Linked DNA regions of Homo sapiens: regions 1, 2 and 3 are each linked to region 4. Evidence: chromatin loops called from intact Hi-C (ENCODE). Cell type or tissue: endothelial cell of umbilical vein. All regions are shown on one strand. Region 1 overlaps FGF12 (fibroblast growth factor 12). Region 2 has its middle 8.3 kb from the start of PYDC2-AS1. Region 3 has its middle 110 kb from the start of FGF12-AS1. Region 4 overlaps FGF12 (fibroblast growth factor 12).

Region 1 (2,500 bases), 230 kb after region 4:
GGCTTCAACAAAAAAATTTTGGGGTGAGAGAAGGCACAGTTTAGTTTGTAACAGACGGCAAAGAGAGGAGAGAGGTGCGTCAACTTTACATTTTTTAATCTAACATAAATGCATTCAGTCGCCAGCTAATTTCTGTTTGGAGAGGTCAAATTTCTCTGTTATTTTGGAACTGAGAAGCATGCCTATGTCACAGGAGAGGGTATGACTCCCTTAAAGATTATCTAATTAATATTGTCTTTCTCCATTGGATTCCTCCAAGTATGGGAAGTAAAGGAAGAAAGGAGAATAAATAAATCAAAGGAAATCAAAAAAGCCCCTTTTAGATGGCTTAAACAGGACTGGAGATACCATGAAACCGAGGCTGAGGAAGCCTACAAGCTGCGGCTGGCATGAAATGTCAAGTAGTTCTTTGACATTGATGTGCCGGAGTCCCAGGCAAGTTTCCCCTAAATCTGTGTTAGCACACTCATGTGTAGGGAGGGGAGCCTGGGTCACGTAACTCCAGCTAATTCTTAGACAGAGGAATGAAGATGAAGTGTTACCTGAACTTCAGACTTTTTCATAAGAAATTAGAGATTACATTTCTATGTGAAATGTTGTGAACTTGAAAAACCTCTTGGGATTGGATCAGGCATATTTGTGGATCATATCTAGGTGGTTACCCACGTTCTTTTCAAAGCACATTGCACCACATGGCTTTGTCTTCTAACAGACTTGTGAAATAAGTATGATGATTCAAGTTTTAAATGAGTCCAACGCTCATAGAAATGAAGGAACTTTCTGCTTTTCATTCAACTAATAAATGGCACAGGCAAAATTGAAACTCAGTGTCTTGCATCAAAGCCCAGAGTTTTCATTTGTCTTACTGTATTTCTCAGACAATGTATTGTCATCCAGGTATCACATGACACACTTAGTTGTTTCTAAAAACTTATTATCGAAGCTTATTTCTCAACTGTCCACTGCAGTTTTTGAAAGAAAAAATGAAATAGATATAAGAATCATGGGACCCATAACCCTCCCTTTCTTGGTCCCACCAACTGTAGCCTCTTGGAACCAAGTCACCACCCCGCCACCTAGTGGCGGCATTCTCTAATTGGAGGTTAAGTACCACCTCAGGAAAGCAACCTGAAAATGGAAACACAAAAACACGTGCGTAGTTTCAATCTGTAATCCCCATTAACCTGTAAAGAGGACAGAATAACATAATTTGAAATGTGCTGAGTTTTGTGGAGCAAAGAGTATGGAGGTCCTATGCTTAGAATTCCTGCCATTGGACAGTCTTTTAGTTCAAGCTGTCTCACTAGTACCTCTTTGAATTCTAGATTTCATTCTTAGAATCACATGATTATGAAATTATTAGAATATTATAAATTGATGTTGGATTAATAAAATAATACATTGATGAATAAATACATGAGGCCACTACTCTCCTTAGGAAACTTTCCTGGCTCTCTGTTTCACTGGAATGTCTCTGAAACTCCTGGGACTAGAATAGGAATGTCTCCACTTTCTAAACCTCACTTGTCTTTCCGTTCTCATTTCCTAATACATAGATCTGCTACTGTTTATTTCCGTGATATGGTAACCACAGTTGACCCCCCATGTCGAGGAAAACTTACTATTCTTTCTTCCTTTTCCCTTCCCTTCCTTTTTCTTTCCTTTCTTCACCTTCCTTCACTTTCTTTTCTTAGTTTTCTCTTTTTTCTTTTTTCTTTCCATCTGTTCTATTTATTTCTCTCTCTCCTTTCGTTTATCTCTCTTCATTTGCTTCCAAGTTCCTACACATTCTTCAAGGGTCAATCCAAAGCAGCCTCTTCAGGAAGCTCTCCTTGGTCCTGATTCTTATTCAAGAAGGAAGCATTATCACTTAATCTTATACCTCACAGTATGGCAAATTCTTTGACTGCAAAAACTGTTTATTAATCTCTTTATCATTAACCAGTTAGAACATGGACAGGATTTAAGTGTTAGCTAAAAGACTACATGAATTACATAATTATTTTAGTGTCTATCGTGTAATTAAATAGCAAATGCTGTTTGGTCAACTTCACATTAACCTTCTCTTTCTACCTGGACTGGCTCATTTATAGCTGTTTTACATTAAAAATATATGTGGAAGTTGAGAATGCAGGCAAAAATATGCTTATGGTTTTACTGACCTGTTTATGATAAATTATAAGATATACTATATAAATTTTGCCTTTGCTCAAAAAAAGACTATATATGTCAGAAACTAAAACTCGTCGACTCTAGCATAATATCTCCTTCACATATTGTTCTGCTCTCCCACACAGTAGTTTTAAATACAGCTTTTCAAAATTGAATGCTAGAAATTTGCATGCTGATTCTATTAGGGAAAATGGTCAGATTCTATTCATGTTGAATACAAGCTAAACTGATGAGATGCTGTGACCCCTCTGCTACTTGGCTTCAAGTTAAGAGAACAGAAACAGTAGTGAGGTTGGCTTCCTTTTATAAAATGATGAAATTCCAATTA
Region 2 (2,500 bases), 1.0 Mb after region 4:
GACTTGTGGCTGGTTTCATCTTCTATCCAGAGAACTGAAACTTTCTCCATATAAGCAATAAGGCTCTTTCACTTTATCACTCGTGTATTCACTGGAGTAGCACTTTTAATTTCCTTCAAAACCTTTACATTCACAACTTGGCTGGTTGGTGCAAGAAGCCTAGCTTTCAGCCTGTCTCAACTTTTGACATATGTTCCTCACTGAACTTCAATCATTTCTAGCATTAGATTGAAAGTGTGAGGTGCACAACTCTACCTTTCACTTGGACACTTGGAGGCCACTGTAGGGTTATTAAATAGCCTCATTTCAATATTGTTGTATCTCAGGGAATACTGAGGCCCGAGGTGAGGGAGAGAAATAGGGGAATGGCTATTGGTAGAGCCGTCAGAACACAAACAGTATTTATCTACTAAATTAACCATCTTATTTGGGCATAGTTTATGATGCCCCAAAACAATTACAATAGTAACATAAGGATCACTGATTGCAAATCACCATAACAGATATAACAATAATGAAGTTTGAAATACTGTTAGGAAAATGGTGGTGAGATTTGCTCAATGCAGGGTTTCCACAAACCTTCAATTTATAAAAAAAAAACACAGTATCTTTGAAACACAATGAGATATGTCTATAAAAGGCCAGTTTCTTATATATGCACATATAGGTGTATATTAGGCAAGTTTCTCATATATGTAAGGGCAATTTCTTATATATACACATTTAGGTCTGTGTTTTATATATAAAACATATATGAATATATGTCTCTGGCTCCTCTATCAGGAATTTTATTGTCAATAATGCACTTTCTATTATTTTTCTTTCTTTTTTTTTTTTTTTTTTGAGGCAGAGTCTGGCTCTGTAACCCAGGCTGGAGTGCAGTGACATGACCACGGTTCACTGCAGCGTTGACCTCCCAGGCTCAAGTGATCCTCCCGCCTCAGCCAGCCGAGTACCTGGGACTGCAGACACGCACCACCACGACTGGCTACTTTTTGCAATAATGCACTTTCTTTTCTATTTTCTTCAAACTCTTCTCTTAAAGTCTACTTGTCAATATTCTCAGATTTTCTACAATTAGCATCTACTAGTAGTATCTTTGAAACACAATGAGATATGTTTACTCATTGATAAAGTACTGCTTTTGTAAAGGTAGGATTTTTTTTTTTTCTAACTGAATTGGTGCCTTGGTTTTCACATTCAGCCAATCCAGTAGATAGTCTCAGTCTGGGAGTGCTTCAAGGTTAATACTGTCTTGCCATCTCCAGGTGCCCTCTGCTGGCACAATGAGAGTACAACATGTAAAGAAACAGTTCAGTCTGGTGAAGGTGAGACACCACTTCACACTTACCAATTACTGGGAAGTTTATAAAATGCCATCACTTTGGGAGGCCGAGGCGGGCGGATTATCTGAGGTCAGGAGTTTGTGACCAGGCTGGCCAACATGCTGAAACCCCATCTCTACTAAAACTACACACGCGCACACACACACACACACACACACACACACACATTAGCCAGGTGTGGTGGCGCATGCCTGTAATCCCAGTTACTCAGTAGGCTGAGGCAGGAGAATCGCTGGAACCTGCAGTGAGCCGAGATCTCGTCATTGCATTCAAGCCTGGGCGACAAGAGCGAAACTCCGTCTCAAAAAAAAAAAAAAAAAAACTTTCACTTCCATAACTGTATAACACTAGTTAACATGTTTAAATGTTGTTCATTTGAGCTGACATAGATAACAAGTGGACTGTCCAATATGGTAGTCACTAGTCGCCTGTGACTCATGAGCACTTGAAAAGTTCCTAGTTCAAATTGAAAGGCCGATAAATATACACCACATTTGAAGCGTTTTAGTGGCAAAAACAAAAGTAAAATATATAATAATGTATTGATTACATGCTAAGATAATATTTTAGATGTATTAAATAAAATTTTCGCAACTCATAATTTTCTACCTTTTAAAATATGGTTACTAGAGAATTGTAAATCACATATATGTCTTGCACTGTATTTGTACTTTACAATATGCTACAGATAGTACATTCTAAAGTGATAGTATCAGGCAGAAATTTCAAAGTAGGTGATAAAAAATGATTAGATGACACCTGAAATTCTCATGTAGATTGACGGTATAAAATCACTGGAAAATAAAAATCTGAGAAAGATTTTATCAATTTTTTTTGTGTTTTGAGACGGAGTCTTGCACTGTCACCTGGGCTGGAGTGCAGTGGCGCTATCTTGGCTCACTGCAATCTCGGCCTCCTGGTTCAAGCGATTCTTCTGCCTCAGCCTCCCGAGTAGCTGGGACTACAGGTGCCTGCCACCACGCCTGGCTAATTTGGTGTATTTTTAGTAGAGACAGGGTTTCACCATGTTGGCCAGGCTGATCTCAAACTCCTGACCTCAGGTGAGCCACCCGCCTCGGCCTCCCAAAGTGCTAGGATTAGAGGCGTGAGCCACCCGTGCCCAGCCGATTTCATCAATTTTTGGATCAATTTTG
Region 3 (2,500 bases), 290 kb after region 4:
GTGCATGCCACCACGCTTGGCTAATTTTTGTATTTTTAGTAGAGGCGGGGTTTCACCATTTGGCCAGGCTGGTCTTGAACTCCTGACCTCAAGTGATCTGCCTGCCTCAGCCTCCCAAAGTGCTGGGATTACAGGTGTGAGCCATTGTGTCCAGCCTCCTTCATTGTTAATGTTCCATGTTTCCTTCTTATATTAATTCCCTTCATCCTAAAATCCTAAAGAGCTTTTTTTTTTTTTCACAATGCCTTTAGATCAGGTCTGCAAGGCAATAAATGCCCTTAGTTTTTCTTCTTCTCAAAGTGTTTTTATTTCACCTTCATTCCCGAGGGATACGTTCATTGGGTATAGAATTCTGAGTTGAAAGTTATTTTCTTTCAACACTTCCTTCTGAGCTATGTCACTGTTCTTCTATTGATAACGAATCTTTTTTTTCTGGGTGGCTTCTGGGCTTTTTTCTTTGTCTTTAATTTTTAGCAGTTTGATTACAGTGCTTCTGGGTGTGGATTTGTTTGCTTTTATCCTGTTTGGCATTCACTGAGCTTTTTGAATCTTTATGTCCAGTTCTCTTGCCAATTTGGGGACATTTTTATCGATTACTTCTTTAACTTTTTTCTGCACTGCACTTTTTCTTCTATCCTTCTGGGACTCAAATAACAAAAACACTAGTTTTTTTGTTATTTCCCCACAGATGTCTAATGTTCTGTTAAACTTTTCATTTTTTAAGAAAACTTTCTATGGTTCTGATTAAATCATTTTTATTGATTTTTCTTCAAGTTCATTGATTCTTTCCTCTGTCATCTCTATTCTGCTACTGAGCCTGTCAAAGGAGGGTTTTAAATTTTGTTTTGTTTGTTTCTTGTTTTGAGGGGGAAGTTATTACTGTTGTTGTTATTTTTATAATTCTAAAATCTTCATTTGGTACTTCTTGACAGCTTCCATTTATTTTGTGTACTTTCTATTTTTCCTTTGGTTTCAAGAATCAGATAATTCCAACATCTTTGTTACTTCATATTTATATCTGTTGATTGTCTTTCCCCATGAAAGTTGAGATTTTCCTGATAGTTTACATACCAAAATTTTTTTCATTGTATCCTGGACATTTTGAATATTATGTTATGTTATGAGACTCTGGGACTTCTTTAAATCCTATGGAGAATGTTGACATTTTCGTTTAGTAAGAGTCAGCCTGGTTAGGTTCACTCTTAAGTTCGAATCTGCCTCTCCTGTGTGCTGTGGTTGCAATGCTAGCATAGTCTTCAAAGCATTCGCAGTACTATTTGGATCAGTCCAGTTCATGTGCCACCTAGTGGCCAGTCTCAGACATTGGGCAGTGGTGTATCTTCAGTTCTATCTTTTGTACACTAAATAACATCAGATCCACATGTGCAAGCTTGGGAACGAGTCCAAAATTTATAAACAATTATTTGGAATTGATTTCCTGAGTTTTCCTTTTTCTCCATAACTTTCATACTTTCTGGTTCCTTGGGGTCCTTCTATATCAAGGAAGCCAGGGTTTTAGTTATCCCACTCTGAGGTGCACTTCTGGTGTGCCCACATCCAGGTCCAAACAATGAAAGGACAATCCAGATGGACGACAGTGGTGGTCAGCCTCACTCTCTTGGAACCAAGGATCCTCTGCTGAAGATATGAGACAGGAGTCCCCTTTTATCCATGGTTTGGCTCTTGGCAGTTTCAGTTACCTGTGGCCAATCAAAGCCTGAAAATAGGTGTATACGTGACAACAGGATATACTGAGAAAGACAGAAAGAGACTACATTCACATAGCTTTTATTACAGCATATTGTTATAATTGTTCTGCTTTATTATCGTTATTGTTGTTAATCTCTTACTATGCCTAATTCATAAATTAAACTTTATTGTGGGGTTGTGTAAGAAAAAATACATGGGGTTTGGTACTATTGGTAGTTTCAGGCATGCGTTGGTGGTCTTAGAACATATTCCCCACAGATAAGGGGGGACTACTCTAATAGAAACTTTCCCCACCTAGAATTTTGGCTCCACAGGATTGCATAGGAACTAGGCCATGGGAGAACAGAAAAAAGAAAGAAAAATAAAACAGGACATTTCCACACTCTTTCGGAATATTTTAAGTTCCCTTTCTTGCTTCTTGAGCCAGAACTAGGGAGAACTTCTTAGAAGAAGCCAGAGTTAGGCTTCTCCCAAGCTCTCTCTGCCAACTCCTTTGTGATCACTGCTGTGTTGGTTGTGAGCATTAGAGGAAAAAAATGATAAATTCATCAGTATTTGAATTCTGGGCTTCTTCCCCAGTTTGCCTTCTATTTATCAGAGTCCTCAAAGAGCTGCTCTGTTGCATCTGTCTAGTCTTTATTCAGTGCAGAAGACTGAGTCACCAGTGTTTATTCCATCTTATCCAGACAGGACCCCTGATATTCTTTAAAACCCCCCAAATTTAATGACATTTATTTATATTTCAATTATTTTATCTAGTCAGTTTTCCTGAATGAAAATCTCCCCTTTT
Region 4 (2,500 bases):
ATATTAAAGGCAATGCCTGTCTTGAAATTACCTGGTGGAGAAGATCCTGAGGCAAAGTTTGCATCCTGCCTTTCAGCTCCTATGTATTTTTGGCATGGTGCACCAGATGTTTTGCAAACAGCACTACCTGGTGAAGAAAATTCTCATTAGCATTACAAATAATTCTGTATTTTGATGATACTTCTATGGTTACAAAAAGAATTATGACTCTCTTTTCCTATGCAATAAACCAGTGTGAGAAATTCCTACTGTTCTAAGGAATCCTGTTTTATTTGAAAATAGATGTCAGATGAACAGGATCTGGGGAAGTGGCCAGTGAAGAAATGCTTAGCTTATATGCTAACTGGGGACGTTTTGGGGAAAGCATTAATAGTCTTTTTTTTTTTGAAGACTTTATAATTCATTTGATCTGACGTGAAACAAATTTAAAGAGGGCGGGGTGAAGAAAAGGTCCGAAGAAGAAAATAAATTTCAAATTTCGGAGATCAGAGCTAGAATGCTAGTGTGACCTTGGACCACTTCCTCAGCAGCCTGAGCTTCTCTTTATGCATCTATAAATTAGGCATATAGTGAGTGTTGATAATAACTAGTAACTGTCTTACTGAGTGGTTGTGAGGCTTGAATGGGAAGCTTCTATAAACTGTGTCATTTTGTACCTACTAGCTTTTGTTAGAACTTTTTTAAAAAGCCTAAAATATAGTCTTTAATAGAAAAATTAAACCTTATACCAGAGAAACCACTGATCGTAGAATCAGGAGGCCTAGGCTGTGTTTCTGCTTAAGCTACCAAGAACTGTGTGACCTAAAGCATGTTGCACCTTTCTTGGTCTTCAATTTCATAATCTTTAAAATGAGGGCATAAGCCTGAATAATTCTTAAAGTTCTTTCCATTCCAAGTATTGTATGTGGTGATTCCATATCTAAATCTTTGCACGTAAATCTTTGTCATGAGAGTCTGTTGTATTCATTTTGGAAATGATCTTAAGAAACAAAAAGTTTAAGCTGTTTGCCCAGGCTCTCTCAATAAGCTAACAGCAGTTATACATTAGAATGAAAAACCCGAGAATTTAGCGACTTAATGCTGTGTTAAGTCGCTCTTCTAGATACATACTTATAAAATGGCTCCCTAAGATGGAACACTCCAAAAAGAAAATCAGAGGTTGGTATTTTATGCCAATATAATTTCTAAAACACTCACACATTTTAGTGGCTCTAGGAGAATTGCTTAGCAAAGCTATACATACTTTAATTACACAAATTATGCAACAGGGGGCTCTCTAACAAAAAAGAAAATTAGTGAGCCACACATTTAGGCCTGATTCTGCTTCAGAAGCAGGATTAAGTCTTACCCACAATTTTCAAGGAAGTAGAAGTGAGATGCTATGCTATTACAGGGCTCAGTTAGGATTATAAACTCACGGAGCTGTCATATCAAGGCTTACTTAGAAGATTTTCCGGTATTTGGAAGGGGAAAGCATGGGCTTGCTCCCAACTCTTATAGCTGAGAGCATTCTTCACATCAGGTTTTCCCACCCTGCCCAGCCACATGTTTTCTTTGCATATAGAACAAAAAAGAAGAGCTATCATAGCCATCACTAGCACCAGAACTAGCACCCTTCCTCTCCTACTACACTGGGACCACATAACTGAAATGTGATTCATCAATTACTAAGAGGCTGAACCCAAACTTGCTGAGTTCAAATCATGGTCATTCCCTTTGACAGCTGTATAACCTTAGCCAAGTTACTTTTTTTTGTTCCTCTGTTTACGTGTTGACAATAATACCCATTTAATAGGGTGGTTGTGATAATAAGTTGATACATATAAAGTGCTTAGACCAGTTCCTGGTAAATGATAAGCACTTGAAAAATGTTAGCTTTAAATAATATTGCCTTTATCCAGAGTTATAGAGAAGGGCTTTGTGGCACAAGATTAATGAGTCAGGTTTAGTTCTTCTGGGGACTGAGGGAATCTAGCCAATGGCCTGGGGAAAGAAGGATAACCAATGCTCTTTTCACTTTAGTTAACTACTCTGAAGTTACTTTGGAAGATGACAGAAAATGCTTCCTACTTTGTTTTGTTTAAGTAATATGATGTCGGTGAGCACTATATTTAGAGTCATAGAATTTTAGAGTAGAAAGAGACCTTAGCAATCATCTGGTTAATCTCATTTTAAGAATAAGGAAATAGAGACCAAAAAAGAGGAATAATTTGTTCAAAGTTCCGTACTGAGTAAGTAACATCAGAATAAAAATTCAGCTCAGGCTAGAAACAAATCCATTAGAATGTATTTCCTCTGTTGACTCTCCTCACTATAGAATTATCTCTGTCTTTTATCCAAATTATTACAAAACTGTTCACCAACAGTTATCTAAGATTTCTTATCTATATAGAAATTGTACACAGGAAAAAAAAATACCAAAAGCCAAAAAAAAATAAACTAAAGCAAAAACCTTTGAAGTCCAACTATGACAGGGACAGCTTTATGTTGTTTTGGGCCA

The links. Peaks named below come from ENCODE experiments on the same cell type or tissue, not always from the same donor. Only the 100,000 strongest peaks of a DNase experiment are listed, where the experiment ranks them.
Region 1: it touches region 4 in a loop (10-fold over the local background); 27 of 110 quality-filtered maps call a loop at or near these places.
Region 2: a loop joins it to region 4, with 17 times the contacts of the local background. A loop is called at or near these places in 12 of 110 quality-filtered maps.
Region 3: it touches region 4 in a loop (13-fold over the local background); 20 of 110 quality-filtered maps call a loop at or near these places.

Annotation. Positions count from the first base shown.
Region 1 is chr3:192,186,996-192,189,495 of GRCh38, reverse strand. The region is part of intron 4 of FGF12 (fibroblast growth factor 12); the gene reads left to right. Among named protein-coding and RNA genes, the nearest start is that of FGF12-AS1, 50 kb to the left of the region's middle. RefSeq lists a silencer at 1,006-1,065. In endothelial cell of umbilical vein, a CTCF peak has its summit at 1,055 (motif pointing left); a DNase peak (open chromatin) is centred at 1,065.
Region 2 is chr3:191,415,961-191,418,460 of GRCh38, reverse strand. No RefSeq gene overlaps it. Among named protein-coding and RNA genes, the nearest start is that of PYDC2-AS1, 8.3 kb to the left of the region's middle. In endothelial cell of umbilical vein, a CTCF peak has its summit at 1,269 (motif pointing left); a DNase peak (open chromatin) is centred at 1,250.
Region 3 is chr3:192,129,526-192,132,025 of GRCh38, reverse strand. No RefSeq gene overlaps it. Among named protein-coding and RNA genes, the nearest start is that of FGF12-AS1, 110 kb to the left of the region's middle. In endothelial cell of umbilical vein, a CTCF peak has its summit at 1,315 (motif pointing left); a DNase peak (open chromatin) is centred at 1,285.
Region 4 is chr3:192,421,973-192,424,472 of GRCh38, reverse strand. All of the region lies in intron 2 of FGF12 (fibroblast growth factor 12), which reads left to right. Among named protein-coding and RNA genes, the nearest start is that of FGF12-AS2, 92 kb to the left of the region's middle. In endothelial cell of umbilical vein, no CTCF peak of the experiment used is centred here; a DNase peak (open chromatin) is centred at 1,292.